2 separate regions of the Homo sapiens genome follow, and region 1 is linked to region 2. A link is a loop called in an ENCODE intact Hi-C map of the cell type or tissue named here. Cell type or tissue: IMR-90. All regions are shown on one strand. Links, peaks and the distances in the headings refer to the core of each region. The heading gives the core; the rest is flanking DNA. Region 1 overlaps SSH2 (slingshot protein phosphatase 2). Region 2 overlaps SSH2 (slingshot protein phosphatase 2).

What was found. A loop is a pair of places that touch in the nucleus more often than their neighbours do. Peaks named below come from ENCODE experiments on the same cell type or tissue, not always from the same donor. Only the 100,000 strongest peaks of a DNase experiment are listed, where the experiment ranks them.
Region 1: a loop joins it to region 2, with 2.0 times the contacts of the local background. A loop is called at or near these places in 10 of 110 quality-filtered maps.

Annotation. Positions count from the first base shown.
Region 1 is chr17:29,903,801-29,920,271 of GRCh38, reverse strand. All of the region lies in intron 1 of SSH2 (slingshot protein phosphatase 2), which reads left to right. Among named protein-coding and RNA genes, the nearest start is that of SSH2, 18 kb to the left of the region's middle. In IMR-90, for the core only: no CTCF peak of the experiment used is centred there; a DNase peak (open chromatin) is centred at 8,341.
Region 2 is chr17:29,840,172-29,856,642 of GRCh38, reverse strand. SSH2 (slingshot protein phosphatase 2) reads left to right here. Exons shown (of 16, transcript NM_001282129.2): 2 at 7,714-7,794. It also overlaps the pseudogene RPL9P30. Among named protein-coding and RNA genes, the nearest start is that of SSH2, 82 kb to the left of the region's middle. In IMR-90, for the core only: no CTCF peak of the experiment used is centred there; DNase peaks (open chromatin) are centred at 6,342 and 7,712; H3K27ac peaks cover 632 bases.

The DNA of each region.
Region 1 (16,471 bases), core at 7,367-9,866, 62 kb before region 2:
TATGCTCACGCTGAAAAAGACACTGTGCAGCACTGCCTTCCTAGGTTTCACCATTAAATATCACTCCTGATAGCTGGGCGCGGTGGCTCATGCCTGTAATCCCAGCACTTTGGGAGGCTGAGGTGGGCAGATAAGGTCGGCAGTTCGAGACCAGCCTGACCAACATGGAGAAACCCTGTCTCTACTAACAATACAAAATTAGCTGAGTGTGGTGGCGCATGCCTGTAATCCCAGCTACTCGGGAGGCTGAGGCAGAATGGTTTGAACCTGGGAGGCGGAGGTTGTGGTGAGCTGAGATCACGCCATTGCACTCCAGCCTGGGCAACAAGAGGGAAACTCCGTCTCAGAAAATAAATAAATAAATAAATCACTCCTGGTTTCAGCAGCTTAAGATTTACTGTTTTTCCATTAAATGCCTGCTGTAGTGTTGTCTGCAGCAGTGCCTAGCCTTTTGAAGCTATTCACATGTCCATGTTTTATGTTTATTTGTTAATCCATTAAAAAAAAAAAACACCTAGCTGTAGTTTTTCCATTCAGTAAACCTAGTAGTAGGGAAAGTATTTCCAATTAAAAAAAAAAAAAGTGTAATTCTTGATGAGCCCCTTTGCCCAACCTGAAATATGCCAGAGGCTGGATGTACATGAGTAAAACCTTAAGAATCTTGTTAATCAGAAGTATTTAGTGAGTGCTATTTTGTGCAGGTGATCTCATACATTCCCTTCCTTTGTTTCTCAGCACTGAGTTCTCTTCAGATACCTTTATAAACTACCCTGCATTTTCTTGCCCATCTGAGCAGCAAAGCTACTGATCACAGTGCCCCTCATTTTCCTCTCAAGGTAAAGTCTGGTGAGGTACTCGTGGCTCTGAAATGTAATGAAAGGTCCCATGGTTCCCTAGACTTCCTGAAAGATAGAGGGAAGTACTTCATTTATTGAGTGGGAAAGGATGTGCTTAGAAACAGATGGGGAGAGATAATACTCTGTTCCAGCTTAGTTTTTATGGAACTGTTTGATTTAATTTTCTGAAAAACTTATTTAGTACCTTTTTTGTGTCTGAGACATATTTATTTACTTACTCATTTATACCACTGCTGGGAATCCAGCAGCCAGTTAGTCTCTAACCTCAGGAAGCTTACAGTAGAAGTAGAAAGATTGATATTAAATAGGTCAGTAGATTACAGTGTAGTTGTCACAAATACATAAGCCTTGAGAAAGAGGAAGAAGGCCAGCAAGGACTTATAACTTGAGCCTTGAAGAGTGAGTGGGAATTGGTCAGCAAACAGAGGGTTAGGGGTGAGTGGCAGGAGGGAAAGCAGCATTCTTTTTTTTTTTTTATTTGAGACGGTCTCGTTCTGTCGCTCAGGCTGGAGTGCAGTGGCACGATCTTGGCTCACTGCAACCTCCGCCTCCCGGGTTCAAGTGATTCTTCTGCCTCAGCCTCCCGAGTAGCTGGGACTACAGGCACAGGCCACCACACCTGGCTAATTTTTGTATTTTTAGTAGAGATAGGGTTTCGCCATGTTGGCCAAGCTGGTCTTGAACTCCTGACCTCAAGTGATCTGCCCACCTCAGCCTCCCAAAGTGTTGGGATTACAGGCGTGAGCCACAGTGCCCAGTCAAAAGAAACATTATTAAGCAAGAACTTAAGGCACAGGGCTACAAATAGCATGATATATGCTGGGAACCACAGGCAGTACAGTGCTGATGCCATGTAAAGTGCAGAAAATAAGGCTGGAGAAGTAAAGATAATTTCTTCTGAATTTTAACATCTGCACCCTTATTTTTACCTTGAATACAGTTGGCTTTTCTTTAAAGTGACTGTGCAAATTTGTGATTGTAGACACTGGGTTCAGCACTAAATAGGCATCACAATAACCATTGGAAGTAGTACTATTATTGTTCTCAATTTACAGATGAAGAAACTGAGTCTCAGGGAGGTGTCTAGACTCCCCCAGCTAGAAATGGCAGAGCTGGGATTTGAACTTTGTCAGAGTCAGAAAGCAACTACTAAATTCCACCCCCCTGCCCTTAGGTGTTACCTTCTCAGTGTCAATCAAAGTACTGTTTGATTGATTGATTGATTATTTGAGACAGGATCTCCATCTGTCACCCAGCCTGGAATGCAGTGGTACAAACACAGCTCACTCCAGCCTCAACCTCCTGGGCTCAAGTGGGATTCTTCTGCCTCAGCCTCCTATGTACCTGGGATCACAGATGCTCACGCCACCATGCCCAGCTAATTTTTTTTATTTTTTGTAGAGATGGGGATCTCACTTTGTTGCCTAGGCTGGTCTCAAACTCATGGGCTCAAGCAGTCCTCCCACCTCAGCCTCCCAAAGTGCCGGGATTACAGGCATGAGCCATATGCACCTGGCCTGATTTAGTCTATTTTTAAAATTTATTTATTTATTTATTTTTGAGATGGAATCTTGCTCTGTCGCCCAGGCTGGAGTGCAGTGGCGCAATCTCGGCTCACTGCAACCTCCGCTTCCTGAGTTCAAGTGATTCTTCTGCCTCAGCCTCCCGAGTAGCTGGTATTACAGGCATCCGCCACCATGCCTTGCTAATTTTTTGTATTTTTCAGTAGAGATGGGGTTTCACCATGTTAGCCAGGATGGGATTTATTCTATTTTTTAATCATTTAGTTTTAGATTTGCCCTGCCATAGTTTGAATCATTGCAATTTGTGTCATTTTGCTGCTCCTGCCTTAGTACTTGATATGAAGGCAGTTCAGCAGAAGTTTGTTGAGAGCCTTCTCAAACACTGAGGGATGATATAAGGCATTACCTTTGCCTTCAAATTTACAAGACTGGTGGGGAAGGCAGCTATAAACTAAGCATGTTTAATTGCCTCGTATGGTGAGCAGTGGGAAAGGCACAAACCAAATGTGTACATGTGAAGAAAACATCAGTTCCAAAGGGGATAATGGTCAGGGAATTTGGAAAAAACTAAATTGGAAAAGATGGAAGAGCAAAATATCTTTGCAGTTAGCAAAATGAGATAAATTTTTTCCTTCTAGATATTAATTCCTTTCAGTTTCATTTATAATTAGAAGCCAGTTTTTTTTTCTACTGAATGATTATTATAAGATACTGTTATCTAAGACATGGCAGCCAGATTTGAAACTTCTATGTTTGGAAAGTGTGTGTTTGTGGGTATTTGCCCCTCACCTATTCTTTGCTCTCCCACCTCTGTACTTTTCCTCACTTAAAGAAAAAGGGAAAAACCTGACAAACCCTTTTTTTTTTTTTTTACTGCTACAGACAGATCAGGAAATGTAAGAAATTATATTTATTGAAGTTAAAGAAGACACCTCCATGCAGCTTGCTGATTGGAGCAGTGATTCTCCTATTGTTCCATCAGACACAAATAGAAACAGTAGGAATTTGAGATAGCCTTTTCTTCATAATTACAATATTTAGCACATCTCAGGCAAGTATTAGGATAAACCACGTGTTAGCATCTTGTAGTACATTATCTTAATCTATTAAGGAAGCTCATTGATTCTTTGGAGTTTGATAAAGTGATTGTGATTTAGAATAAAAATGTTACCTGCCAGTTATCCTAACATAAACCTTATGAGGGTGGAGAAGCCCTAAAAGTATTTTTATTTCTCTCCTTAGGACTTCAAAAATACCTATAACATTAGCTGGGCATGGTGGTGCACGCCTGTTATCCCAGCTACTCTGGAGGCTGAGGCACGAGTATCACTTGAGCCTGGGAGGCCAAGGTTGCAGTGAGTCACGCCACTGCACTCCAGCCTGGGTGACAGAGCAAGACTCTGTCTCAAAAAAAAAAAAAAAGAAAGAAAAAAAAAATCTTTAACAACATGATGCAGTGGCAGTACAGGGTCTGGAAAACTGTCTGCTTAAATTTGAATCCTGAGTTTATAATTTGCTAGACTTAGACAAGTCACTTAACTGCTCTATGCTTTGGTTTGCCCACCTGTAAAATAGGGGCAATATGGTACTTCTTTCACAAAAATATTGTTAGTGTTAAGCCAGGGAGTGCATTAGCACCATGCCTGGCACCAAATAAACATGTATTCACAAAGTATTAGTCATTTTTATAATGATGGTGATTTAGGGTTGCTATTTGGTTATTAAGCAATTTTTTCATTATAACAAATTTGGTGGGGAAGTTATTTTTTTTATGACAATGTAATTCACATGGAAAGCCTATTTCAGAGTTTAATTTCTCTTTATCGCTTTTTAAATTTTTGTTATTTCATGAGAACACTTGGACACAGAAAGGGGAACATCACACACTGGGGCATGTTGTGGGGTGGGGGGAGGGGGGAGGGATAGCATTAGGAGATATACCTAATGTAAATGACGAGTTAATGGGTGCAGCACACCAACATGGCACATGTATACATATGTAACAAACCTGCACATTGTGCACATGTACCCTAGAACTTAAAGTATAATAAAAATATATATATAAAAAATTTAAAAAAATAAATTTTTGTTATTTCATAATGGCTTCATTTTTTTTTAATTAGAGAATCTTTGTTTTAGTTGCCAATTTCCACAGCAAAGTCTTTTGTGTTTGATTTTGTGATGACCCTGGAGCACCATACAGAATGATTAATCCAACTGTAATCTTTAAAATTCTTCTTCCCTTGAAAGTTTATCAATTTAATAGGCTATGCTTAGCAGCATATTAATCCATTGACTGTTTTTCAATATAGTGGGACAGATCGTTGCAAGTGGTCACTTTAGTTTGTATAGTCAAATCATAGAATGAATGTGTTGGTATTTTTAGTGATTGAGACTATAAATCATGTGGCAAAATAGAAATTGCCAGATTTTTTTTAAAATATGGAGATCCAAAGACACTGAGTGTATTCATGGGTTTAAATATATCTTTGTAAAGGGAAACAATAGGTGAGAAGAATGATCTGTCTAATCCAGCTATTACGAGCAGTTGGCAGTTGAAATTGAATGCTGCTCTTAGATGCATTTCCAAAGCAACTGAATGTGCTTTTTCTATAAGTGTCTGAAGCAACAATAGGAGAACATGTGAATGAACTCACATATAATATAACAAGAGATCTTTGGTTCAAGCTTTGGTTGCTTTAAGATTACAGTTTTTATTGAATCCTATCAAAAAATAGAAACAACCTATTTCTTCTTTGAGTACTGAAAAAAATGACACTGAGTTTTCTGTGAACATAATATGCTAATTTGTCTTCTTGACCTGTCTATACAAACTGAAACTTTCACAACTCTGAGCATTTTTATGCTGATTCCATGGTTTTCTATTAAATTTTAAAGGAAACTGTATTGACTGTAAAGGAAGTTTGGTTAGGTAAAACAGATCATTTGTAACTGTTTATGGTTGCAAATATATATTTGTCAAATATATATTTCTCTCGTGTTATTTTATGAGAAGTTGTATACAGTACACCTTAGATTGAAAGTGGCATGACCATCTTGGTAATGGTAATGAAGTCATGTGTAATGAAGTATATTTGAAGATAGAACTGTTGTTTGTTGTTATCTACAGCTACCATTAAAGCTATTAAAATTCTTTTTAGATAGAGATGCAATGAACTTTTACATTGGACATTTGCATCCTCATTTAATGCTCATTGGGCACAGTTGAATGATTTTAAAATAATTGGCTCTTCATTTAAATTATTAATGTTTGTTTGAAGAACTGACAAGAAATACTCTTTGGGGTTTTTTGTTTGTTTTTTTTTTTTTTTTCAGACAGGGTCTCTCTCTGTCACCCAGGCTGGAGTGCAGTGGTATGATCATAGCTCACCTCAACCCCCTGGGCTCAAGCCATCCTACCACCTCAGCCTGCCAAATAGCTGGGACTACAGGTGCGTACCACCACACCTGCCTACTTTTTTTATTATTATTTTTTTAGAGACATGGTCTCGCTGTGTTGCCCAGGTTGGTCTCAAACTCCTGGCTTAAGCAATTCTCCTGCCTTGTACTCCCAAAGTGTTGGGATTACAGGTGTGAGCCACCACACCTGGCCAGAAATAGTCTTTTGGCAGTCGAGATAGGTGTGTCATTTCTTGAAACTGCTTGTAGTGAAAGTCAAGCAGTTTATCCTAAATGACAGTCTCCTTGAAATGTCTCAGAACATCACCTCAACTGTGACTTGTAAGGTCTGCTTTGTATATAAGATATAAGATATACACTTGTAAGATAGCTTTGGATACAGGAATCCTAAACCCTTCACTAGGACTGTGCAGTGGTGGTACAAGCTTACTTTGCTACTGAGACTACCAAATGACAACCTTATTTTCTTGCTTGGGGGATTTTAGATGCTGTGGTTTTATATTGCCTTGCCACTTCTATGTAAGAAATATAGGAAGCTGGCCGGGAGCGGTGGCTCATGCCTGTAATTCCAGCACTTTGGGAGGCTGAGGCGGGCGGATCACCTGAGGTCGGGAGTTCAAGACCAGCCTGACCAACGTGGAGAAATCCCGTCTCTACTAAAAATACAAAATTAGGCCGGCGTGGTGGTGCTTGCCTGTAATCCCAGCTACTCAGGAGGCTGAGGCAGGAGAATCACTTGAACCCAGGAGGCAGAGGTTGCGGTGAGCCGAGATTGCGCCATTGTACTCCAGCCTGGGCAATAGGAATGAAACTCCGTCTCAAAAAAAAAAGAAAAAAGAAAGAAATATAGGAAGCTTCTTGGACTCTTTATTATTGGAATCTTGGGATTTATTCATAAATATTGCTTCCTAGGGGTTCACAGAATTTCATAACTGGAAAATTGACTACTTTAATTGCCCATTTTACTGTTAAATAATTGCCAGAGTTTGGCTCCAAGAATAAAGGTCAGAACAGCTTACCTCTTGGGCAGTTTCAGGAGAGCTTTTGCTAGTGTAAAAGCCCTTTACTACATCTTTAGTAGAAATTGGATATATATATATATATATATATATATATATATATATTTTTTTTTTTTTTTTTTTTTTTTTTTTTTTGAGATGGCGTCTCGCTCTGTCGCCCAGGCTGGAGTGCAGTGCCGTGATCTTGGCTCACTGCAACCTCCACCTCCCAGGTTCAAGCGATTGTCGTGCCTCAGCCTCCCAAGTGGCTGGGATTACAGATGTGTGCCACCACACCCGGCTAATTTTTGTATTTTTAGTAGAGATGGATTTTCATCATGTTGGCCAGGCTGGTCTCAAACTCCCGACCTTAGGTGATCCGTCTGCCTCAGCCTCCCAAAGTGCTGGGATTACAGGCCTGAGCCACTGTGCCTGGCTGGAGATTTTTTTTTAATGCTAGGTGTTCAGGTGGCCACTTGGGTTCTAGACCAGACTTAGATTGAGATATAGGAAGTTGTACATTTAAGTGTGGCTATAAGATTTGGCAGATGACATACATTAGTGAAGCTGGCCAAATAGGATCTGTGGTAAGTAGGAGACTATGAGCTCTGTCTTCAGAGGCTGCCAGTGTGACTCTGTGTAGACCCAGTATTGCCAGAAAAGTCTTATATCTCGAGAAACATTAGTAATTAGCAGATTATATGAAATCTTTTGATATTTTTTGGTGGGAGGGGTGGACTTTAGAGACAGGATCTCACTCTGTCTCCCAGGCTGGGGTGTAGTGGCAAGATCGTAGCTCACTACAGCCTTCAACTCCTGGGCTCAAGCAATCTGCCCACCTTAGCCTCCTGAGTAGTAGTTAGGACTATAGTTGCATACCATCATACCCAGCTATTTTTTCTTAGTTTTTGTAGAGATGAGGTCTCACTATATTGTCCAGGGTGGTCTCAAACTCCTGGCTTCAAGCCATTCTCCCACCTCAGGCTCTCGAAGTGCTGAAATTACAGGTGTGAGCCACTCTGCCTGTCTGAAATCCTCTGATTTTTAAATGTTGGCAACTGAATTGGCTGGAAATTATTTTGATTGTAAGTAACAGAAGACCAAATTTAAACAGTAGGAATATGGTTTATCTAACAATAAATTTGAAGATACATATAGTCTAGGACTAACTTAGCTCAGCAATACCATAAAGATCTAAGTTGTTTATATCTTCCTGTTTTGCCATTAATAGTGTATTTGATTCCCATCTTTCTGCTTTTTTCCACATAAAAGATGGCTATTGTAGCTCTGGCAGTACATCCATATTTGTTGCAGAAAGGGGTAAAAGGTACAGTGCCAGCAGTGGCTGTACCATTCATTAGGAAGCAAAAATTTTCCCAGAAACCAACTGCTCATTCCCAGTAGCTTTCTCTTTAAGTCTCCTACCAGAACTAGGTTACATGGCCTACTCTAGTTGCAATAGAGCCTGGGAAAGTAAGTATATGGCTTTCCATTTTAATCATTGAGTGACAGCAAGGGATAAGAATGTTTGGAATAGCTATTGTCACACTTTGTATAACAACTAATACAGATTTAAAGAACTATATCTTGAAGGCTAAACAGAACATATCTGAGGCCCAGATTTAACTAGTGAGTCACCAATGTGTAGACACTATAAACAATATATTTTCCTTCCATTTCATTACTCTACTACTGATTCTTAGCTTCTATCAGTCATTTTATTATATGGCCAAGGAAGTTGAAATTAGAAAGCTTGAGTTTAAGTCCTGGTATAGAGACTTGTTAGCAGTGTTTTTTGGGGGTAAGTTTGCTTGATCTTTCTGAGCCTCCCATTTCTTATCTGGAAAATTGATATATAACATTGCAATATAGCATAGTAATTAAGTGCAGAGGTTTTGGAATCAGAACAACCTAAGTTGGAATCCTGTCTCTGCCAAGCAAGTTGCATAACCTCTCTTGGTGTTTCCGTCTCTGTAGAATGGGGCTTATAGTTGTATACTACCTCACGTAGTCATTTATGAGGGCCAAGTGTGATACAGTGAAGTCCCACCTTAGGATTCTAAAGTGAGCATATAGGGCAAAAATCAAATACAGTAAAAATTATCCTTAAAAAATCTCTTAAATCCCTCACAAAGAACAAAGTAAATGGTTTTGGGCATACAACTCTGTAACTGAGACTGTCTGAGGGGCACAGTTTCTTCCATCTCATGCTTACTTTGTTACCTACACTTGTTGAGTGGAATGGCAGGTAAGATCATGTGCACTAAAATATAACTTACATTTTTATTCATGTTTATTTTCTACCCAGCGCATATTCAGCTTAGCATAGCACCTAGCCCTTTTAAGCCTTCAATAAATGGTAACTGTTACTGTTACCATAGGTGTAGCATGTGATATTTGAGGATGAAGAAATGGAGGTTGTCCAGGGCTTCAACAGCATGGATCAATGATGATTTTTTTTCTGCCACATCAGCCAAGATTTTTAAGACATGAATATGGCCAAGGGAATAATGTCACCATTTCAGAGATAAGGATATAGAATTATCAATTATATTTCAAGGGAAAATGCTAACATAACTGCTTCCAAGTTTATGGGCCAAAATTAACACAATCCCATACAAATAATAAGCAAATTTTATTTTTTTTCAGTTTGAATTGTGAAGTATATCATTCACACAAATGAATATTTTGATTTCAAAAGCAAAAAATAATGCTTTGTTTTAAGTTGATGATGTAAAGATTTCAAAAGACAAAGTGGTATTAAGTAGAATGCAAGATGTCAGGAAACCTTAATGATAAAATTCATCTGGGAGTCATTCATCAAGGATGTTAACCATTTTCATCCAAAGCTTATGCAACCATAAACAGTTACAAATGATCTGTTTTACAGTGTTGACACATATGTCTAAGAAGATCTTATACTATTGACAAAAAGTATTATGTATATAATGATATAATCTTTGTACACTTACTCTCTGAATAAATGTGTATTTGTTATTTTGGGAATTCAGTTGCTTGGGTCAGATTGTGGTGCTCAAATTAATGAATCATATGTAGAGTAAGGCATAAATATTGCCTAGGTATCTGCAGCATTGCCATACAGGAAGACAAATAGGGCCTTCCTTTTCTTAAAGGAAATTTTTTTTTATAGGTTACAATGGGCAGGGGTGTACCCTCTGAACATTTTTCTTGAGGATCCAACATTTAAAAGTAAGAATAACAGTGAGCTGGGCATGGTGGCTCAAGCCTGTAATCCCAGCACTTTAGGAGGCCAAGGTGAGAGGAGGATTGCTTCAGGCCAGGAATTTGAAACCAGCCTGGGCAACATAGCAAGACTTCGTCTCTACAAAAAATAAAAAAATTAACCAATTGTGGTGGCACACACCTGTAGTCCCAGCTACTTGGGAGGCTGAAGCAGGAGGACTACTTGAGTCCAAGAGGTTGAGGCTGCAGTTAGCTGTGATCATGCCAGTGCACTCCACCCTAGGTGACAGAGTGAGACCCCGTTTCTAAAAACAACAACAATAACAACAACAATGATAGAATAAAACTCTAAGAATAGTAATATGCTTTTGTTCAAGTGCTGTCAGGTGCTGACTTTACTGAAAATAAAGTCGTACTTGTACCTTATCACTTGTTGCTAGGTATAAGACTGTCTTGTTTCTAACAAAGGAGGAAAATCTTGTTTTAAGGTGACTCATACAGTGATGTGGTAGGTTGGTAATGGGGTGGTTTTTTTGCTCAGTGTAAGCACTGGAAATAACAAATACTGGTAACTTTTTCATATAATTTAACTCTTATATTTGGGAATTCCTAAGAATCTGTGTGTACAACCTGGTTCCATGATAGTCTTAATAGTAAGAAAACAGCTAAATTTCACTACTATGTGATCATGGAAATTTAAGGTATGGCATTTATAACGTCTGAGTTATAATTAGCTTATGCTTTTTCAAGTCTTTAAATATTGAGCAGTCTCCCTTACCTGTGATAATTTTTCTTTTACTGCCCCTTGAGACTCATTCATCTGTGATTGGATGATTTATTCATTTAAAGTTAATTAAGTTCAGCTACTGAGCCTTATTTTTTTTTTAATCTTACCGTGGTTATAGAACTAGGTCTCGTGGAAACTTGATTTTGGCATTTTTATAGCTATACAAGCATTGCCATGATACCCGGAAATATTGTTTGTTAGTAAAAAGGGGGACAGGTCTAGTTAATTGGAAAGATACATAGAAATTTATTCTCCTAGTTATATATCTTTAGAGATTTTTCTAATTTCCTATAAGAGAAGTCATGTTAAAACTTAAACCCAAGCTATTTTTACAGTAGGATAGAGTATAGTTTTTAATAATAAATCCTTTAAAGCTAAGGTTTGGAGAAATTTTTTTTTTTCCTTTGAGACGGAGTCTTGCTCTGTCACCCAGGCTGGAGTGCAGTGGCACGATCTCGGCTCACTGCAAGCTCCACCTCCCGGCTTCACACCATTCTCCTGCCTCAGCCTCCCAAGTAGCTGGGACTACAGGCACCCGCCACCACGCCTGGGTAATTTTTTTATTTTTAGTAGAGATGGGGTTTCACCGTGTTAGCCAGGATGGTCTCGATCTCCTGACCTCATGACCCACCCGCCTTGGCCTCTCAAATTGCTGGGATTACAGGCGTGAGCCACCACTCCCGGCCAATTTTTTTTTTTTTTTTTTTTTTTTTTTTTTTCAGATGGAGTCTTGCTCTGTTGCCCAAACTGGAGTGCAGTGGCGTGATTTCAGCTCACTGCAACCTCCGCCTCCCAGGTTCAAGCAGTTCTCCTGCTTCAGCCTCCCGAGTAACTGGGATTACAGGTGCACATCACCATGCCCAGCTAATTTTTGTATTTTTAGTAGAGACGGGGTTCACCATGTTGGCCAGGCTGGTCTGGAACTCCTGACCTCAAGTGATCTGCCCACCTTGGCCTCCCAGTGTTCTGGGATTACAGGCATGAGCCACTGCGCCCAGCCAGAGAAACTTTTCTTTAAGAGACAGGGTCTTCCTCTGTTGCACAGGCTAGAGTGCAATGGCACAATCATGGCTCACTGTATACCGCAGCCTTGATCTCCTGGGCCCAAGTGATCCTCCTACGTCAGCCTCCTGAGTAGCAGGACTAAGACAGGTGTGTACCACCATACCTGACTAATTTATTTTTTATTTTTTTGGAGAGATGGGTTATCATTATGTTGCCCAGGCTGGTCTTGAACTCTTGGACTCAAGCAATCCTTCCACCTCAGCCTCCCAAAGTGCTATCATTACAGATGGATTACCTGGCCTTGGGGAAATGTTTAGTGAAAAATTTAGGGAAAGGATTATAAAGTAATTAAGGTTTTGTCAGGGTTGGGCACAGTGGCTCACGCCAAAATCCCAGCACTTTGGGAGGCCGAGGTGGGAAGATCACTTGAGGCCAGGAGTTCAAGACGAGCCTGGGCAACATAGTGAGACCTCATTTCTACAAAAAATAAAACAGCCAGGGTTGTGGCACATGCCCGTAGTCCCAGCTACTCATGAGGCTGAGGTGGGAGAATTGCTTGAGCCCAGGAGGTCAAGGCTGCAGTGAGCCATGATCACACCACTGAAACCCAGATCCTGGGTGACAGAGTGAGATCCTGTCTCAAAAAAAAAAAAAAAAAAGGTTTTGTCAGGGTTGATGCATTTTGACACTGACTGATTGGCAGTTTTATCTGGGAGAGAAGAATTAGAGTCTTTAAAAGTAAGAACACTTTTAAGGCCAGATATTGATGAAGAATAGCCAGTTTGGCTCTGGACTGAGTTTTTTCTTTCTTTATTTGGAAGATTTCAGTTAGTTAAGGAGCTCTAGGCCATGGGGCAATAAGACTCATTCTTTTAACAAACATAACAGAGCTTGTATATTCGAAAGACTGCTCTCTAGTGCCTAAGGAAAATAGACAATGTATTTTTTTTCTTTTTTTCCTTCAGCTTTTAAGTTCAGGGATACATGTGCAGGAATGTGCAGGTTTGTTACATAAGTAAACATGTACCATGATGGTTTGCCACACAGATCATCCCATTACCTAGGTATTAAGCCCAGCATACGTTAGCTATTCTTCCTGATGTTCTCCCTCCCCCCACTCCACCCCCAACAGGCCCCAGTGTGTGTACTTCCCCACCATGTGTCCCACATGTTCTCTCCCACTTATAAGAGAGAACGTGCAGTATTTTGTTTTCTGTTCCTGTGTGACTTTGCTGAAGATAATGGCTTCCAACTCCATCCATTTCCCTGCAAAAGATATGATCTCATTCCTTTTTATGACTGCATAGTATTCCATGGTATGTATGTACCACATTTTCTTTATCCAGTCTATCAATGATGGGCATTTAGATGGATTCCATGTCTTTGCTACTGTGGATAGTGCTGCAGTCAACATACGTGTGCATGTATCTTTATAACAGAATGACTTATATTCCTCTGGGTATATACCAGTAATGGGATTGCTGGGTTAAATTTTATTTCTGCCTCTAAGTCTTTGAGGAATTGCCACACTGTCTTCCACAATGGTTGAACTAATTTACACTCCCACCAGCAGTGTAAAAATGTTCCTTTTTCTCCACAACTTCACCAGCATCTGTTTTTTGACTTTTTAACAATAGCTATTCTGACTGGCATGAGATAGTTTCTCATTGTGGTTTTGATTTGCGTTTCTTTAATGATCAGTGATGTTGAGCTTTTTTTCATATGTTTATTGGCCGCATGTATGTCATCTTTTGAGAATTGTCTGTTTATGTCCTTTGCCCACTTTTTAAATGGGGTTGTTTGTTTGTTTTCTTTTAAATTTGTTTAAGTTTCTTGTAGACTCTGGATATTAACCTTTATCAGATGGATAGATTGCAAAAATGTTCTCCCATTTTATAGGTTGTCTGTTTGCTCTGATTATAGTTTATTTTGGAGTGCAGAAGCACTTTAATTTAGTTAGATCCCATTTGTCAGTTTTTGCTTGTGTTGCACTTGCTTTTGGCGTTTTTGTCATGAAATCTTTGTCCATGCCTATATCCTGAATGGTATTGCCTAGATTTTCTTCTAGGGTTTTTATAGTTTTGGGTTTTACATTTAAGTCTTTAATCCATCTTGAGTTAATTTTTGCATGTGGTGTAAGGAAGGGGTCCAATTTCAATTTCCTGCATATGGCTAGCCAGTTCTTCCAGCACCATTTATTAACTAGGAAGTCCTTTCCTCATTGCTTGTTTTTGTCAGGTTAAGTTCAGATGGTTGTGTTACGGGATCTTTGGGTGTCAATTTTTGGAAACCTCTGTGGCCAGTTATGCCTTTGCCTGAGTTCTTGTCCATCCAGGAAGAATGAGGTAGAATGAGGTATGCAGACAAATGAAGGGTGAAGAAGACGAAGAAGAGCTTTATTTAGGTTTACAACTGCTCAGAGGAGACCCGCAGTGGGTAGCTCCCCTCTGTAGGCAGGCAGGTCATCCATCGAGTGTTCAGCTCTCATCAGAGAGGAGGCCCTGGAGAGGGTAGTTCTTCTCTGCAGGCAGGTCATTTGGTGATCTCTGCAGGTCTCTGAAACTCTCAGCAGAGAGGGTAGCTCCTTTCTGCAGTTAGTCATCCAGTTCAGTTGTCTGCTCAGCTCTGGCTGAGCCCAGGGTTTTATGGGCCTCAGAGGTGAGGAAGTGCATGCAGATTGGCCCATGGGCAGTCCTGAGAAAGGCACCAGTTTCCACTCTGGTCCATGGGACTGGCAGCCCAGCCCCCAGCCCACAGGCCCTCCCTGGCCTGAGGGAGGGACCTTACCAGGGACCCGCCCCCTTCCACCTGGCACTCTGTCTGCCTCCCACTGCTGTTCAATGACACTCAGGCTCGCCTGACTTTGCTCCAAGATCTGAGCAGTTGTGGACAGCAGGGAGAAGCCAGGCAGCAGGGGCAGGCACATCTGGGTTGAGGAGTGGTGGCTCCTGCCTGCTCCCAGCTCCCCAAAAGCACAAGGAGGCTCAGACCTGCAGCTACAACTTGGGTGGCTGCAGCCTCACCCAGGAGAGCAGGGCTCCTGCTTGCGTCTTGGAGCATGCAGCCCCAGCCACACCTCCCTGCTGGGCAAGTGATGGCAGGCTGACTGGAGCAGTTGCCACCATCAGTCATGGGTGTGTGGTCTTATATCTGAGTTCTCTATTCTGTTCCATTGATCTATGTGTCTGTTCTTGTACAAGTGTTGTGCTGTTTTGGTTACTGTAGCCTTGTAGTATAGTTTGAAGTTGGGTAGTGTAATGCCTCAGCTTTGTTCTTTTTGCTTGGGATTGTCTTGGCTATTCAGGCTCTTTTTTGGTTCCATATAAATTTTAAAATAGATTTTCTAATTCTGTGAAGAATGTCAATGATAGTTTAGTGGGTGTAGCATTGAATCTATTAATTACTTTAAGTAATATGGCCATTTTAACGATATTGATTCTTCCTATCAGCATGGAATGCTTTTCCATTTGTTTCTGTCCTCTCTGATTTCTTTGAGCAGTGGTTTGTAGTTCTCCTTGAAGAGGTCCTTCACTTCCCTTGTTAGCTGTATTTCTAGGTATTTTATTCTTTTTTAGCAATTGTGAATGGGAGTTCATTCATGATTTGTCCCTGCTTGCCTGTTGTTGGTGTATAGAAATGCTAGCAATTTTTGCACATTAATTTTGTATCCTGAGACATTGCTGAAGTTGCTTATCAGCTTAAGATGCTTTGGGGCTGAGACAATGGGGTTTTCTAGACATATGATCATGTCATCTGTAAACAAAAGTAATTTGACTTCCTGTCTTCCTATTTGAATACCTGTTATTTCTTTCTCTTGCCTGATTGCCTTGGCCAGAACTTCCAATACTGTGTTGATAGGAGTGGTGAGAGAAGGCATTCTTGTCTTGTGCCGGTTTTCAAGGGGAATGCTTCCAGCTTTTACCCATTCAGTATGATATTGGCTGTGGATTTGTCATATATGGCTCTTATTATTTTGAGGTATGTTCCTTCAATACCTAGTTTATTGAGAGTTTTTAACCTGAAGGGATTTTGAATTTTATCAAAGGCCTTTTCTTCATCCATTGAGAAAATCATGTGGTTTTTGTCTTTAGTTCTGTTTATGTGATGAGTCGCATTTATTGATTCACATATGTTGAACCAACCTTGCATCCCAGGGATGAGGCCAGCTTGATCGTGGTGGATAAGCTTTTTGATGTGCTGCTGGATTCAGTTTGCCAGTATTTTATTAAGGATTTCTCCATCGATGTTCACCAAGGATATTGGCCCGAATTTTTCTTTTTTTGTTGTATGTCTGCCAGGTTTAGGTATCAGAATGGTGCTGGCCTCATAGAATGAATTAAGGAGGAGTCTTTCCTTTTCAATTTTTTGGAATAGTTTCAGTAGGAATGGTATTAGCTCTTCTTTGTACCTCTGGTAAATTCAGCTGTGAATCCATCTGGTCCTGGGCTTTTTTTTTGGTTGGTAGGCTATTTATTACTGCCTTAATTTCAGAACTCATTATTGGTCTATTCAGGGATTCATTTTCTTCCTGGTTCAGTCTCAGGAGGGTGTATGTTGGATAATGTATTTATGCAAATGATGCAACATTTGTTTAGCATCTTTGGAGCTCCTTTTTCTGGCATCGCCTTCAATTCTTTTAAATATTTCCAAGGGTAGCAAATCTTCCTTTGAAGGTAA
Region 2 (16,471 bases), core at 5,257-7,756:
ACCACATATATGTGTTACATACTAAAATAATTGTTTTTGGGGATTTTGTTTGTTTGTTTTTGTTTTTTGAGACAGAGTCTCACTCTGTTGCCCAAGCTGGAGTGCAGTGGTGGGATCACGGCTCACTGCAGCCTCAACCTCCTGGGCTCAAATGGTCCTCTCGCCTCAGCCTCTTGCATAGCTGAGACTACAGGCATGCATCACCAAGCCCAGCTGTAATAGAGGTATTTTAATGCATCATTAAAATATCACAAACAGGTCTTATCAACCATACAGTATCTTGTTGCTGTAGCTGGACAACTCTTAGATCTTATTCATCAGCCTGCTAAACTGTTCCTTTTTCAGTGACATACAGATCATCTGAAAGTTTTCTGTTATCTTTGTTTTTAACTGTTGTGGATTGCTAAATCAAAGCAGTTGAATTTGAAACAAACTCAATGTCATTTCCTTCAAGGATTAATACATTTTTCTGGACTTAAGATAACTTAATAAGCAACACCCGGCCTTATCTAAACCATCCAGATGTATTTTTCACCCAAGAAATTTTGGATTTTATCAAGAGACCCATGCTCCTGGATAACTAAGTTGATGGGGAAAGGAGTATGCACAGACCTCATCTTGTAATGGAAGCCCAGTGTAACACCCTTGATAATGTTCTGTACATGATTACAAATAGTGCAAGCAGTAGCCACTTCCTTTCTATTTCCCAATCATTTGTCAACCTAGCGCCTCTTCTTTTCCAAGGAGAATGCATCCTACATTGATGTAATTGAAGTCCCTCCCTAACTTCCTCTGGGGCTCTTCAAAATAACTGTGCATCCTTTCAGAGTGATGTCTGCATTTTCTGGAATGTCAATAGTCTGATTGCCAAGAATGGTCTTCATTCTCTCAGTAGATACAGGAAAGAATTGAAATAATTGTTTTTAAATGTATAATTTGAGCAAAGACTTTAGAGAATTTCCTTAGTTGGATCAGACACAGACTATGAAATTGCTTTGTCAATGCAGTTACACCTAAGTGCCAGGGTATGTCTTGGCCTTTAAAGGATTAAAAGCTTACTCCCAAAGTTGCTGGGCTTTGGGGTATAAATATATTTTATTGTTTGATGTCTGATAGTATATTTTTCTTTTTATTTTTTGAGGCAGGATCTCACTTTATTGTGCAGGCGGGAGTGCAGTGGCGTGATCTCGGCTCACTGCAGCCTCAACTTCCTGAGCTCAGGCGATCCTCCGACCTCAGCCCCCTGAGTAGATGGGACTACAGGTGCATGCTACCACGCCCAGCTAATTTTTTGTATTTTTAGTAGAGAACAGAGTTTTGCCAATGTTGCCCAGGCTGGTCTGAAACTCCTGGGCTACAGTGATCTGCCTGCCTCAGCCTCCCAAATTGTTGGGATTACAGGCATGGGCCACCACGCCCAGCCTATGTCTAATAGTACATTTTCAGTCACTAGCTTTTTTAAGTACACCTGCAATGTATTCACTTAGAACCACAAAAAAAGATACAAAAAAAAAAGAGGAGAGGATGAAAGATGGAGGAAAAAAGGAAAGAGGAAAGAAATAGTAAATGTTCTCTGCCTCTTAAAACCATATAATCTATAACAAGAATAGGGTAAAAGAGACTTAACAGTAACAACAGGGCAACAGGTTTTGACTCTTGTGGGATTTATTCGTTGTTTGTTTGTTTGTTTGTTTTTTAGATGGAGTCTTGCTCTGTCTCCCAGGCTGGAGTGCAGTGGCGCAATCTCGGCTCACTGCAACCTCTGCCTCCTGGGTTCAAGTGATTCCCCTGCCTCAGCCTCCCGAGTAGCTGGGATTACAGGCATCTGCCACCACACCCAGCTAATTTTGTATTTTTAGTAGAGACGGGGTTTTGCCATGTTGGCCAGGCTGGTCTCGAACTCCTGACCTCAGGTGATCCACCCGCCTCGGCCTCCCAAAGTGCTGGGATTACAGGTGTGAGCCACCGTGCCCGGCCTCTTGTGGGATTATTTCTTAAGACTTCTGCTTGTAAATTGTTGGGTAACTGAACAAGTTAGATTTTACACTCTTGAAAACCTCCTTCTTAGTACATGAGTTCTTGCATCATACAGTCCATATAAAAATTGCAACATTTTATTACTATAATTGTTCCTTAGAAGCTGTTCTGGATTGAAACTTCTTGTTATGGTGCAGATGTTTTTCTTACCAACAATCTTAACCCCTGTTTTTCTCCACACAATACTTAGCTAAAGGGACATGTTTCCCCAAGTCATATCTTATCTTTGTAGTTTTTGCGTCCCCATAAAAAGCAAAAAACTGTTTTTGTAACCTGTTCAGTTACCTTTCCCTTTTTGTTTGGTGTTTTACCTTAGCTACTAATAATTCAGCACCCAGAAAAGTGCTTAATACGCAGTAGGGGTACAATAAATGGCAATGAATGACTCATTGTGAGCTCAGTTGCTTCCAGGTTATGTAGGGAATATGATTTTGTCTTTAAGAATGAAAAGCACTTAAGACTTGATATAAGCAAAATTTCCCTTGAAGACAAAAGTTTCTTTGAAAGAAAATTTTAACCCAAATGTATAAGCCTTTTACATCTAGGAAGGAGATTAATATTATTACAGTAATATTTATTATTATTATTAGAAGCAGCAGTAATAGTGGCAACATCAGAAGCTAAGTTATTCTAAGTGCTTTTTTTAATTACTTTTTTTTTTGGTAGAGACACCTATCTTGCTATGTTGTGCAGGCTGGACTTGAACTCCCAGGCTCAAGTCCTCCCTCATCAGCCTCTAGAGCGGCTGAGTATCTAGAACTACAGGCACATGTTACCACACCTGGCTCTAAGTCTCTAAATGCTTTTCTTATGTTATCTCTCATACAGTCTTTCCAACAACCCTAATAGATCGATGTTATTGTTGTGTCCATTTTTATGGATGAGGAAACTGAGCTCAAAGAAATTAAGGAATGTGCTCAAAATCACACTGCTAGTAGGTGGCAGAACCAGGATATGAACTCAGTTTAGTTAAGATTTGGGCTTGATACATCCAATGCAAGAATATGAGTTTGACTTTGCCCTCCTCAAAATTCCTGCCAAAGGGACATGCAAAAGAAGAAAATAAAGAAAAGAGAATTGGTATCTGCACTACAAACTGGGGAAGATCACCACCTTCATGCTAGAAGAAACATTGAGGGAATTTACAATATGAAATTCAGGCAACAAGGTTGAGGTAAAGGCCTACCACTGAGAGTTGCTATGTATAATTAAGCCCACCTAGGCCGCGCGCGGTGGCTCATGCCTGTAATCCCAGCACTTTGGGAGGCCGAGGTGGGCAGATCACAAGGTCAGGAGATGGAGACCATCCTTGTCAACATGGTGAAACCCTGTCTCTACTAAAAATAAAAAAATTAGCCGGTCGTTGTGGTGTGCACCTGTAGTCCCAGCTACTCGGGAGGCTGAGGCAGGAGAATCACTTGAACCCGGGAGGCATAGGCTGCAGTGAGCAGAGATCGCGCCACTGCACTCCCGCCTGGGCAACAGAGAGTGAGACTCTGGAAAAAAAAAAAAAAAAAAATCTCTGCAGTGAATTAAGGCTGCATTTTGTATTCCTAGCTTACTAAAAATGTTTGAAACCAGAAATGACTATTTTGTCAAACGCTTTTTAGCATCTATTTAAATAATTGTGTAGTTTAGTAGAGGTCCTAAATATTAATTCGTCCTTGCAATCTTGGAATAAGCCATATACTCATGAGAAAGACTGTTCACTCTGCAGAACCCGGAAACAATTCAGGAATTAGAATTACCAGGTCTTGGCTGGGCATGGTGGCTCACGCCTATAATCCCAGCACTTTGGGAGGCCGAGGTGGGTGGATCACGAGGTGAGGAGATAGAGACCATCCTGGCTAACACCATGAAACCCCATCTCTACTAAAAATACAAAAAATTAGCCGGCGTGGTGGCACGCGCCTGTAGTCCCAGCTACTCGGGAGGCTGAGGCAGGAGAATTGCTTGAACCCAGGAGGCGGAGGTTGCAGAGAGCAAAGATTGCGCCACTGTACTCCAGCCTGGATGACAGAACGGGACTCCGTCTCAAAAAAAAAAAAAAATTACCAGGTTTCAGAAGGCAGGGAAATGAACTTGACCTTTGTCCTTTGTCTTCCTTTAGGTTTCTCAGAATTTAATTTAGAACTAAATATGTTGGTTGCAAGTAAACAATTGTTCCATGAACCAATTATGTTGTAATGCCATCAGCCCACTTTAATGGATACCTTGTATCTTAATGAATTGTTTCAATTGATGAATATATATATAAAGTCTTAAAATAACTTTAGGAATGCAAGTGTGGTTACAGGACCTCTTTCTTGAAAGGTCATTTTTTTTTTCTTTGAGACAGAGTGTCACTCTGTCACCCATTCTGGTGGCGTGATCTTGGCTCACTGCAACCTTCATCTCCCGGGTTGAAGTGATTCTTCTGTCTCAGCCTCCCCAGTAGCTGGGATTACGATTGAGCACCACCACACCTGGCTAATTTTTGTATTTTTAGTAGAGACGGGTTTTCACCATGTTGGGCAGGCTGGTCTCGAACTCCTGACCTCAGGTGGTCCACCCACCTTGGCCTCCCAAAGTGCTGGGATTACAGGCATGAGCCACCGTGCCCAGCCGAAAGGTCATTTTGAAAGAGCTAGTGTGGACATCTGAAATATTTATAAGAATGAAAGCTGCAACATCTTAACTAGTGTAATTTGGTTTAATTTTTACTTTTCTCTCTTCAGGTCTGTTTTGTTTTGTTTTTGGACACAGGATCTAGCTCTGTTGCCCAGGCCAGATGGCAGTGGCACAATTATGGCTCACTTGAAGCCTCGAACTCCTAAACTCAAGTTATCCTCCCACCTCGGCCTCCCAACTAGCCAGGCCTACAGAGGTGTGCCACCATACTTGGCTGATTATTATTATTTTTTTTTTGTCATGAAGATGGGGTCTTACTATGTTGCCCAGGCAGGTTTCCAACTCCTGGGCTCAAGCTCTCTCCAGTTTTTATCATTATTATTATTATTATTAATTTTTTTTGAGATGGCGTTTCGCTCTTATTGCCCAGGCTGGAGTGCTATGGCCATGATCTTGGCTCACTGTAACCTCCACCACCTGGGTTCAAGCGATTCTCCTGCCTCAGCCTCCAGGGTAGCTGGGATTACAGGTGCCCGCCACCATGCCCAGCTAATTTTTTGTATTTTTAGTAGAGACGGGATTTGACCACATTGGCCAGGCCGGTCTTGAACTCCTGACCTCAGGTGATCCACCCGCCTCCCAAAGTGTTGGGATTACAGGTGTGAGCCACCGTGCCCAGCCTCTCTCTAGTTTTTATACTGTGACAATGACAAGCCACTTTTGATGTGCTTAGTATTATCTATATTATTATCTGTTGTAGTATGAGAGCTTGGGAAGATTGAAAACAGCTCTGATCTCTACCATTTTAATTCTTTCAAATATTTATTATTAAGCCTTTAGCTTTCCTAATACGAGTTCCAGAAGTCTTCAAATATTTTATATATTTTTTAAGCTAGATGGAGAGTAAATGTTCTTATTCTCCCCCCTCCAAAATATAAGAGAACAAGAATTAAAAAGACTTTACATTTGTAGGATTTTTAGCAATAATTTTTGTTTGTTTGTTTCTTTTTTGAGATGGAGTCTCGCTCTGTAGCCCAGGCTGGAGTGCAGTGGCGCGATCTCGGCTCACTGCAACCTCCACCTCCCAGGTTCACGCCATTCTCCTGCCTCAACCTCCCGAGTAGGTGGGACTGCAGGCGCCCGCCACCACACCCGGCTAATTTTTTGCATTTTTAGTAGAGACGGGGTTTCACCATGTTAGTCAGGATGGTCTTGATCTCCTGACCTCGTGATCCACCCGCCTCGGCCTCCCAAAGTGCTGGGATTATAGGCGTGAGCCACCACGCTCGGGCAACAATGATTTTAAATATTTGGTTATTTCTGATTATTTTCTAAAAGAGGAAGAGAGAGGGACAATGCCAGATGAGACTTGGTTTTAAGACAGAAAACTAAAAGTAGACAAAGGGTCAGAGTAGAAAAAAAATGAGAAGGAAGTAAACCAGGAGCAAGGCTGTTATCAGAAAGAGTAACTCTGAGCTTTACTTTCTTTAAGTTTATTTGCACTCTAAAACTCTTATCTCTGAGGGTATACTTTAGATGAAACACAGCCCTACCTGTGAAAAATTAAAGTAGGAATCAACTAGGATAGCCATGAAGTAGTTATAAGTTTCAGCCACTGGTAGTGAGAAGTTTTAATGACGTAAGCTTATGCATCAATGATCCATGTAGGGATAACTCAGTTTCCAGCTGCTGTTAGCTAAACAGCAAACATTTGAATAGAATCTAATGAGTCAGAGTTGGAGCCTTTTCTGTTCCCTTTTTTGAGTTGTTAGTCATAGGGAAAAATACTCCTATGTTACCAGCTAATTATTTCACTCCTTTGTCTTATTTTCCTTGTCTGTCTTCTAGACAGATTTTTAGAAAGAGATTAGAGAACAGAAGAAAAGGTTTTAAATTGTTTTCTGGTGCCTGTTGGGGGACTTGGGTAGGGCATGTCTCCTGGCTCTTTTTTTTTTTTTTTTTTTTTGAGATGGAGTCTTGCACTGTCACCCAGGCTGGAGTGCAATGGCGTGATCTCAGCTCACTGAAACCTCCGCCCCCTGGGTTCATGCGATTCTCCTGCCTCAGCCTCCCTAGTAGCTGGGATTACAGGCACACACTGCCATGCCCGGCTAATATATATATATATATATATATATACTTTTTTTTTTTTTTTTGTAGTACAGACAGGGTTTTACTATGTTGGCCAGGCTGGTCTCAAACTCCTAACCTCAGGTGATCTGCCTGCCTCAGCCTCCCAAAGTGCTAGGATTAGCAGGCATGAGCCACTGTGCCTGGCCTGTCTCTTGGCTCATATGAACACTTGGCAGCAGAGAGCTAATGAGGCTAGGCTAAGAGTTAGATCCCGTAATCAGGCCCTATGCTATATTCTATAGCCTATCTCTAAACAAATACATCAAATGTGTATCTTTGGATGTGAAGATAAATGAACACAAATCTATCCCCAGTCTGAGAAGAGTTCAGAGTACATACTACAAAGGATTAGCAGCACCATCTTTTTTTTTTTTTTTTTTTTTTGAGACGGAGTCTCGCTCTGTCGCCCAGGCTGGAGTACAGTGGCGCGATCTCGGCTCACTGCAAGCTCAGCCTTCCGGGTTCACGCCATTCTCCTGCCTCAGCCTCCCGAGTAGCTGGGACTACAGGCACCGGCCACCACACCCGGCTAATTTTTTCTATTTTTAGTAGAGACCAGGTTTCACTGTGTTAGCTGGGATAGTCTCGATCTCCTGACCTTGTGATCCTCCTGCCTCCGCCTCCCAAAGTGCTGGGATTACAGGCGTGAGCCACTGTGCCCGGCTAGCAGCACCATCTTTACAGAAAAAGATGTGCTGGCTCTTTCCCCAAATCGGGAAACCATAGGAAATGCTTCAGTTGATCAAGCATTCCTCAATCAACTAACCAGTCACCTTGTTGGCAGTGTTCTCTCAAAATAGCCATCACTAATCAGAATTGCAGCTTCTCACCTGTGAGCTAACACCACTGACTCAGTGATTTCAGCTTGCTTTTCCCCTCGTGCTTATGGGCCCATTCGTTTGGATCTCTGAAATGATCTTGTTTGTATTACAGAGCTCTCATTTGGAAGACAGTGAATCAGCAGCATTACTTTGCTGTGAATGTGAAGAATCAGAAATCTTTACTGATTCCAATGTACGTAGGTATATGTTTTTATACAGACTTTGGTGATTCAAGTAAAATCTTATTGGGTAAATTTGGCTATTAAATGCAACTGATATAGTGCCTATTATTTTATCTATTTGACCCCATTCAGCCAAATGTCTGGGAAGGCAAATAGGTGGCTTAGAATGAGTGTATATATAAACAGTATGGTACATTTATATGCATAATGCCATGGCAATGACCACTCAAAAGTTATTTATCAAAGTAGAAAAAATGTGGCATCTTGGAACCTTGAGTGAGTCTCCTTCAATAAAGAGTGTGACTCTTTTTGTGGGATTTTTTTCCCCTCATGCACACATTTTTTTAATGGTCAATAGTATTATTCTTTTCCCTGTGGCAACTGCTTGGTATTGGTGCTGCCACAGGGCCTTTATTCCTCACGTACATGGGCCTCACATGTCTTAGCTATTGATAATGTTAAGCCAAATAGTGTTATAATCACTGGACTGGAAACCCGACCTGATCATCTTAAATGTAGAACTTTATCTAACTACATTTCATGGGATGTTATAAATTTTACTTATCCCATCTGACCTCCTGCTTACTTACCCACAAGAGTCAGGCTGAAGTTAGAGAACAACTTAAATTGACTTATTTTTGTGTGTTGCAATGAGCAGTGGAAATTCTCAGTATATCCTGAGATATAAGTGAACTTCCCCCTGAGTATTGAATGGCCTAGTAGTGATGCAGGACAGATAATCCCCCAAACTGGGGCTTAGCCCAGGAGGGTTCTTAGTTTCACCAGGAAAGAAATCAAGGGCAAACCTGTGGTGTTAGACAGCAATCTTTTATTGAACAGTACTGCTCCTTGTGGAACAGCACTAACTCATAGATAGTGTACCCAGAGTCTGCAACGTGTGGGCTCTTGGCAACTGTATATATACTCGCTTATACCCACTTTCAATTACATGTAAATTAAGGGGCAGGTTAATGCAAATTGAGGGGTGGGTTATTTAGAACTTTCTAGGAAAGGGGCAGTAACTTCTGGGTCATTGCCATGGCATTTGTAAACTGTCATGATGCTGGTGGGAGTGTCCATGCTAATGAGCAATGAGGGCAGCCAGGGATTGCCCTTGTCACAGTCTGCTGGTTTTGGCCAGTTTCTTTGCTTTATCCCATCTGGAACAGATCCTACTTTGTTCAGCAGTGTTGTGACCAGAAAACAAGTCCTGCTGGACTCTTGCCTTATTAGTTCATACACATTGTTCTACCTTAAAGGGGTGTTGGAAGTATTCTGGAGGGAAGTGAAGGGAAGAGTTGTGGGTCAGGAAAACTAATGAGCTCTCCAACTGTCATTTAGATAACTGTCTCCTATTGAGCACCACCCTCCCTCAAAAAAACCTGAGGGGGTCGGCTACAAAAATGCAGACACCGTCCCAGTTGTATTAATGAAAATTAGAAATAGAGAGGACCAGCTCTTTGTGAGAGGCCCTGGTCTCTGCCCTCTGCTTCACCTTTCAGCCCAGATGCCTGACATTTTTATCTATTTGCTTCTCACTGGCTCTAAGTTGAAGACTTGGTGACAACCTGATTTTTTTTAAGGTGTACTGCCCTTTACTGTGAAGCTTGTGCAGATTAGGGATGGCACTGTGAGGAAAGACTTTATTCAAGCATATTTTTGGACTGTTATACCCATAGGAGACTGGGCCGCTCTTGGAATTTTTCCCCCCTATTTTATGAGAGGTTCAAGATGGCCTTGTATCAAACTGAAGTTTAGAAACATAGCAAACCTTTTTCCCACTTGGACATTTTTTTTCTGTGTCTTGGTATAGAATGAATCCTACTTCACAAATTTTAAAAAGTAGAGTTTATATAAACCGAATCATAACACATTTCAAAACTGTATTGTTTTTTACAGATTTGATTGTTTTCTATAATTTTACTTGACTTGATCTCTTCCAACAGGTAGCTGTCACCAAAACTAGGTTCTACAAACCTTGACCATAAAAAATGAATTGTCTGTATCAGGATATTTATTGCTCATAGTAGCACTCCATACATATTGTTGAAGTTTCACTAATGTAAACTATCTCTTGAAGTAAGATGTGTCTCAAGTATATCACCATATTACTACCTGCACTTAGGCTGGCTTCCTCATCTTCATGTCACAGTGAATGCAGTTACCATTTCAGGACCTCATTCACGTATTTATTTACACAACTGCATTTCATTCAGTGTTGATGAATCTGGAATGGCATGAGTTAAGTTATTGTGATTCATTAATAGCTGGAGTGGTGCTCATTTTCCTAGTGCTTGCAAACGTTAACTGATAAATCCATGTGAACACTTATTATCAGTATTTTGCAGATGACAAACTGAGGGTGAAAGGTTATAATCTTTGTCCAGTGTTGTGTGATAAGCAGGAGCAGTGCTGACATGAAATCTCAGCTGATAGCCATCATGAGCTCATCACCAGTGGGCAACCTCATTGATGGAATATGTACCAGTCTCCTTATATGGTATCCTATAAGATTTATTTTGTTCAGACTGGGCACAGTGGCTCATGCCTGTAATCCCAGCTCTTTGGGAGGCTGAGGTGTGCAGATCACTTGAGGTCAAGTGTTTGAGAAAGCCTGGCCAACATGGTGAAACCCCGTCTCTACTAAAAATACAAAAGTCTGGCGTGGTGGTGCATGCCTGTAGTCCCAGCTACTTGGGAGGCCAAGGCAGGAGAATTGCTTGAACCCAGAAGGTGGAGGTTGCAGTGAGCCAAGATTGCACCACTGCACTCCAGCCTGGGCAACAGAGCAAGACTCCATCTCAAAAAAAAAAAAAAAATTGTTCAGTTTGCAGTGGAGTCCTCTGGACTTATTATACTGGCATATTATTTCGACTGATTTTGTCTCAAAGAGACTAGTGCATGGGAATCTACATGAAGAATATTTTCATGAAGTTGGACGCGTGGGGAAAAGGTAACTTTAGTTTTAATGGTTTTTCTCCCTTAGAAACAATTAGTTGGGGCCAGGCACGGTGGGTCATGCCTGTAATCCCAACACTTTCGGAGGCCAAGGCAAAAGGATCACTTGAGCCCAGGAGTTCAAGAGCAGCCTGGGAAATACAGCGAGACCCTGTCTCTACAGAAAATAAAACAATTAGCCGGGCATGGTGGCACATACTTGTAGTCCTAGCTACTTGGGAGGCTAAGGCGGAAGGATATGCCATTGCACTCCAGCCTGGACAGCAGAGTCAGACTCTGTCTCCAAAAAAAATAAAGAGAAACAATTAGTTGGGTATATGTATTTATAGATTACTCTGGGTTGCTTTATTTTATTGCCAAGCCTTTCATTCATTTAAGTCAGATTTGTTGTCGTCTTTTCCTCAAGAGGCAAAAGTTGTTTCATGTACTTGGCTGGCTTTTTAAAGGTGTTAGATCCTCCTCCTGTTTTGTTTTTTCAGGGAGTATTTCCCACACCTTTTTTTCCCCCTTTTCTCACTTCCCTGTTCCCACCCCCATGTCAAATGGAATTGAAGAGCTTCTTTGTAATTTGAAGCCTTAACCTTGGGGGTGGGGTGGGGGGCAGTTATTTGCAGAGCAAAATGATTGAAATCTCCATTACTTAGTTTTCTGCAAAGGAAGTGGTATGGGATCTTGATAAGTATTTGAAGTAGAAATACTGATGTAAAGAAGAAGAGTAGAAGATAAAGTCAATCGTCGAAGAACTTTCTCTTCAATTTTGGGATAACAGAAGTATGAACTTTGGTTAGTTTTATTCATTCATTTGCTTCTGCATAATTCATTCATTCACCAAGTATTGATTGACTCATGTGCAAATCACTGGGCCCAGGGGAGTAGGGGCCCTTAGAGAAAGTATAATCTACACTTCACAAATTAGTTTTATGGCTATTCGTGGAAAGCCCTGAAAAGGAAAGGAGAAAATCATTACATGCAGTATGTGGGAAGAAGAGAAGAAATCTGGATAAGTGGAAATAAATTTGGCTGGAGGCCAATTTGGCTGGAGGGCTGGCTGCCTTAGATCTCTTGGGGCTTTCCTGGAAGAGAAGGCAGGAGTGCAGAGAGGCCCCTGCCCCTTTTCTGATCCCACTCAGTCTCCAGGAAACCAGATAATAGATAGAAGCAGCTACTTGCTCCCTCTACTGTGCACAGGTTTGTTAGAGGTCTCCATAATGGGGAGAGGATCTGTCTGCCCCCAGAGAAAGGTAACAGTGTGACTGGAAGAAGTCACAGAGAAAGAAGATACTGGCTTTAGCTGCAGGAGTTTCACCTTGGCTTCAGATAAGAAGGAATGTAGGCAGTGACTAGAGCAGGTTGGGATGCTAGTGACTGCAACAGGCACTGAGACTCCTGAGGCTTCTCTTCATTTCCCTCTCCTGTACCCACTGCTATCCTACCTAAAAGGAGGAAGAAGCTCTGGATGAGCTGGGATTCCAATTATTGTGCTTATGGGTGGTCTCCTAGGAACAACTGGATTCATTTACCATTGTAGGGCTATTTCTTCCCCAGCCTGGTGGTCAGGAAAATATTTGTTATATTAGTTTATTTCCTAAAAATAAAACTTATTTATCTCATTTCCCTGGTCTTCTCACCCCAACCCCTACCCAACCAAACAGGCAGAAGGTCATATATAGAATAGTCATACTATTTTTATGGTCTGTTTCATTCCTTTGCTTGGTTTGTTATATTCTTGAAGGATATAATATTATATTCTGTGCAATCAGAAAAAAGCTTTTATGTTTGAATAGCCCAGTGAAAGGAAGAGATGTTAGCCTTTTGTGTTATTAAAGAAAAGAAAAAGCCACCCCCTAGAATCAAATGTGGAAAAGGCAGATGCAAAGAAAGTCTAAAATGTAAGAATTATTTGGTTTAGAATATTTTTACATTTTTAGACTATAGATCTGCATTCTCTTCTAGGGAAGGACAGTGTCTCAGAATACAATATCCTTGTTGATAATCAGCTTCTATGGGATTTTTAACATGGAGTCATTTGGGGAGTGGAAAAATGGCTTGAGAGAGAGAGAAGATTTAGCCTAATAGTAAGTTCAAGATGAAGGATTTAAGAATTTTTAAAAGTTATCAACATTAGGGTAAACCCTAATTCAAGGCCTGATGTGGAGTAGCCAGTCCTTATAGATTGAAGATAGAAAGGACTTCAATTCTCAGGGTTCTTCTGAGATATCCTGTTCTTGTATGTTTTAAGTTTTGGAATGTAGTGTATTGGAACGATGAAAACAATGGTTAGCTCAGAAAGGAAAACTACACTTAGGAGGGGGAAACTGCTATAGTAATTTTTTTTTTTTTTTCTTGAGACTGAGTCTCCCTCTGTCACCCAGGCTGGAGTGCAGTGGCACGATCTCAGTTCACTGCAGCCTCTACCTCCTGGATTCAAGCGATTCTCATGCCTCAGTCTCTTGAGTAGCTGGGACTACAGGCATGCACCACCCATGCCTGGCTAATTTTTTTTATTTTTAACAATTATTTTTTATTTGTAGTGGAGATGGGGTTTCGCCATATTGGCCAGGCTGGTCTCGAACTCCTGACCTTAAGTGATCTGCCCACCTCAGCCTCCCAAAGTGTTGGAATTACAAGTGTGAGCCACCGCGCCCAGCCTGCTATAGTAATTAAATCTACTTTTGTAAATCTCTAGAGATTATAAGCAAAAACAAGATAGTAGTGGATGAACATCCAGATACAACAACAAACTGGTTAGCTGGAAGGTGGGGATGGTGTTTAAGCCTACAGCAAGCACGTCCTGTCATTCCTGATAATTTGTATTTACTCTCTTCGTTTCTGCTATCTGTACCATGTGTATTTTCTGTTTATTTTTTCAGACTCATTTGCAGAACACCTTTCAGTAGCCAACATACACAAATAGAAAAAGGGGGGAAAAAGGGAAATTTGGTGCTAAGAAGATGAGTTTTATTATGAGTTTCAAATGGCCAGTTGGCCAATAGCAAACAGCTGCCCCACAGGAGTTTAGGATTACTTGAATTGTTTCTGCATCACCTCTGCTGCATTGTAGAGAGATTGTTAGGGCCCATCGTCAGAAAAAAGATAAAAAAAGTGTTGCTAGTGGCAAACATAGTTTTACCATGAACAATATCCTTATTTTTTACTTTGGAAGGGGTCTGATGCAAATTTACACTAATAGGAATGTGATGTTAAACTTATTTTGTTCCAGGTTAAGATGTAAGAAAGCATAGCTCAATGATTTTATCCCAGAATAATTATTATGAGAAATAATTTTCTTTTAAAAATCTTACGCTCTTGAGTGACATTTGAGGAGAAATAAGATTTGTAGTAATCTTGGGTACAAAGGCTATTTTTGAAATTAGCCTTATTTAACTCAGTGGTTCTCATTGTGGCTGCCCATTAGAATCACCTGATGATCTTTTTTTTTTTTTTTTTTGACACTGAGTCTCACTCTGTCGCCCAGGCTGGAGTGCAGTGGCGTGATCTCGGCTCACTGCAACCTGCGCCTCCCAGGTTCAAGAGATGCTCCTGCCTCAGCCTCCCAAGTATCTGGGATTATAGGTGCCTGCCATGACACTCAGCTAATTTTTGTATTTTTAGTAGAGACAGGGTTTCGTCATGTTAGCCAGGCTGGTCTTGAACTCCTGACCTCAGGTGACCCACCTGCCTCGGCCTCCCAGAGTGCTGGGGTTATAGGCATGAGCCACTGCGCCTGGCTGTGATGATCTTTTAAATTAATAACAGGGTCTCCTCCAGTTAAATCAGGATCTCTGTGAGTAGGGCCCAGGTATTGGTATTTTTTTAAATGCTTCCAGGATTATTCTAATATGAATCAAGGGTTAAGAACACTGGTTTGGGCTGGGGACAGTGGTGCACACCTGTAATCCCAGCACTTTGGGAGGCTGAGGCGGGAGGATCGCTTAAGCTCAGGAATTCAAGACCAGCCTGGGCAACAAAGCAAAACTCTGTCTCTACAAAAAAAAAAAAAAAAAAAAAATTAGCCAAGGGGGTGGTGTACTCCTATAGTCCCAGCTACTCGGGAAGCAGAGATGGGACGATCACTTGAGCCCAGAAGGTTGAGGCTGTAGTGAGCCAGGACTATGCCACTGCACTCCAGCCTGGGTGACAGAATGAGACCCTGTCTCAAGAAAAGAAAAAACAGAAAAAGAACACTGGTTTAACTCTAGCTATGCTAATTTTTGCACCTCCATATTAGAAATCTAATCTGCAACATTTGTAACATTGTAACATCTATTCCTTGAGCAGCAGGATAAAATGTGAGATAGACTACAATTTTTTAAGAGTTGGCTGTATGCATTTGATTACTCAGGTACAACACAATTAACTTACATTCTTTCTATTCAGTGAAATTCCTTGGCTAGTCTTCTGTTAAAAGCAAGATACTGAAATGAGATAATCCAAATCTAGTATAAATTTAAGTCAGTGAAGGGTAAAGTTTTCCATGTCTTTTCCATAAGGTATAAAGGGTATAAAGACTTATTCTTCCTGTGTCAACATTGCTAGGGAGCTAGAGTAAAGAAAAAATAATTAAAGATCACTTTATACTTTGTGTTTTATACTTTTACTGAAGTAAAATATACATACAGAAAAGTGTACTTATCTTGTGCTTTTATGTATAACAATGAATTTTCACAAACTGATGTTTTCACAAACACAGGTCAATCATGAAGTAAGTAACCTGTACCTAGATCAGGAAATGGAATATTACAACTCCTCAGTACTATTTCCCCCTTTGCCAATCCCTCCTTGCTCCTTTCAGTCACTACTGACTCACCCTCCCAGCCATCATACACCAGGAATAACCACTTTCCTGACTTCTTGACCATGTGATTTTGATGTGGCTATCAGGCTATGCTTTTTAGAGGGCTCTCTCAGACTTTCAGAATCAGAGAGAGGGCTCAGCATCATGTAGTAGTTAAAGAGCTCAAGTTGAAGGTTCAGACAATCTGGGTCAGAGCCCAGCTTCACCACTTACTGACTGTGACTTCACTCTAAGCCTCATTTCCCCTATCTATAAAATGGGAATAATAATAGTACCTATCCCATGGAGTTGTTAGAATTAAATGAGATAACTTATGTAAAGTGCTTAGAGGGCCTGGCGCATTATCTGTGCCAAGTAGAGAGCAGGGCAGATGCAGGATTCCCTCATGTCACCAGCTCTTCAACAGAGTCAAGGCAGTGCCACTGTTGTCTGCAGACATAATGAAGTTCATACTTCAGCTCTGGAGAAAAAGAAGAAGAAAAAGTGGGCATCCTGACCATCTTCCATTTTCTTCACCATCCCTAATTTGGCTTGTGGCTTGGCTAACTTGTGACAACTTCTAAAATATATTATTTAAGTACATGAAATGGCTATTGAAAGGCCAAAAATATTCTCTTAGACATCTTTATATTATCAATAGCTCTTAGCACAGTGATTTAATTGTAAATTGCACATAGTTGATGCCTTGGCTAAAGGAATCTAAAATGATACTTCAGACACACCATGCTCTCCTGTGCTGGATTTGTATTGGTCTAGGCTCCTGATCCCTCTTTTTACCAGAGTTGTATTTTTGAAACATCTGGCATGTTTCAAAGAATGCAGAAAGTGGCAGTGAAACAATTTGTAGGCAGAAACAAGGAGCCTCGGCCAAATTTGCAAAATTAACCAAATAAAAGCTCCAACTAGTTGAGTTATCTTGCTTCCATAATCTGAGG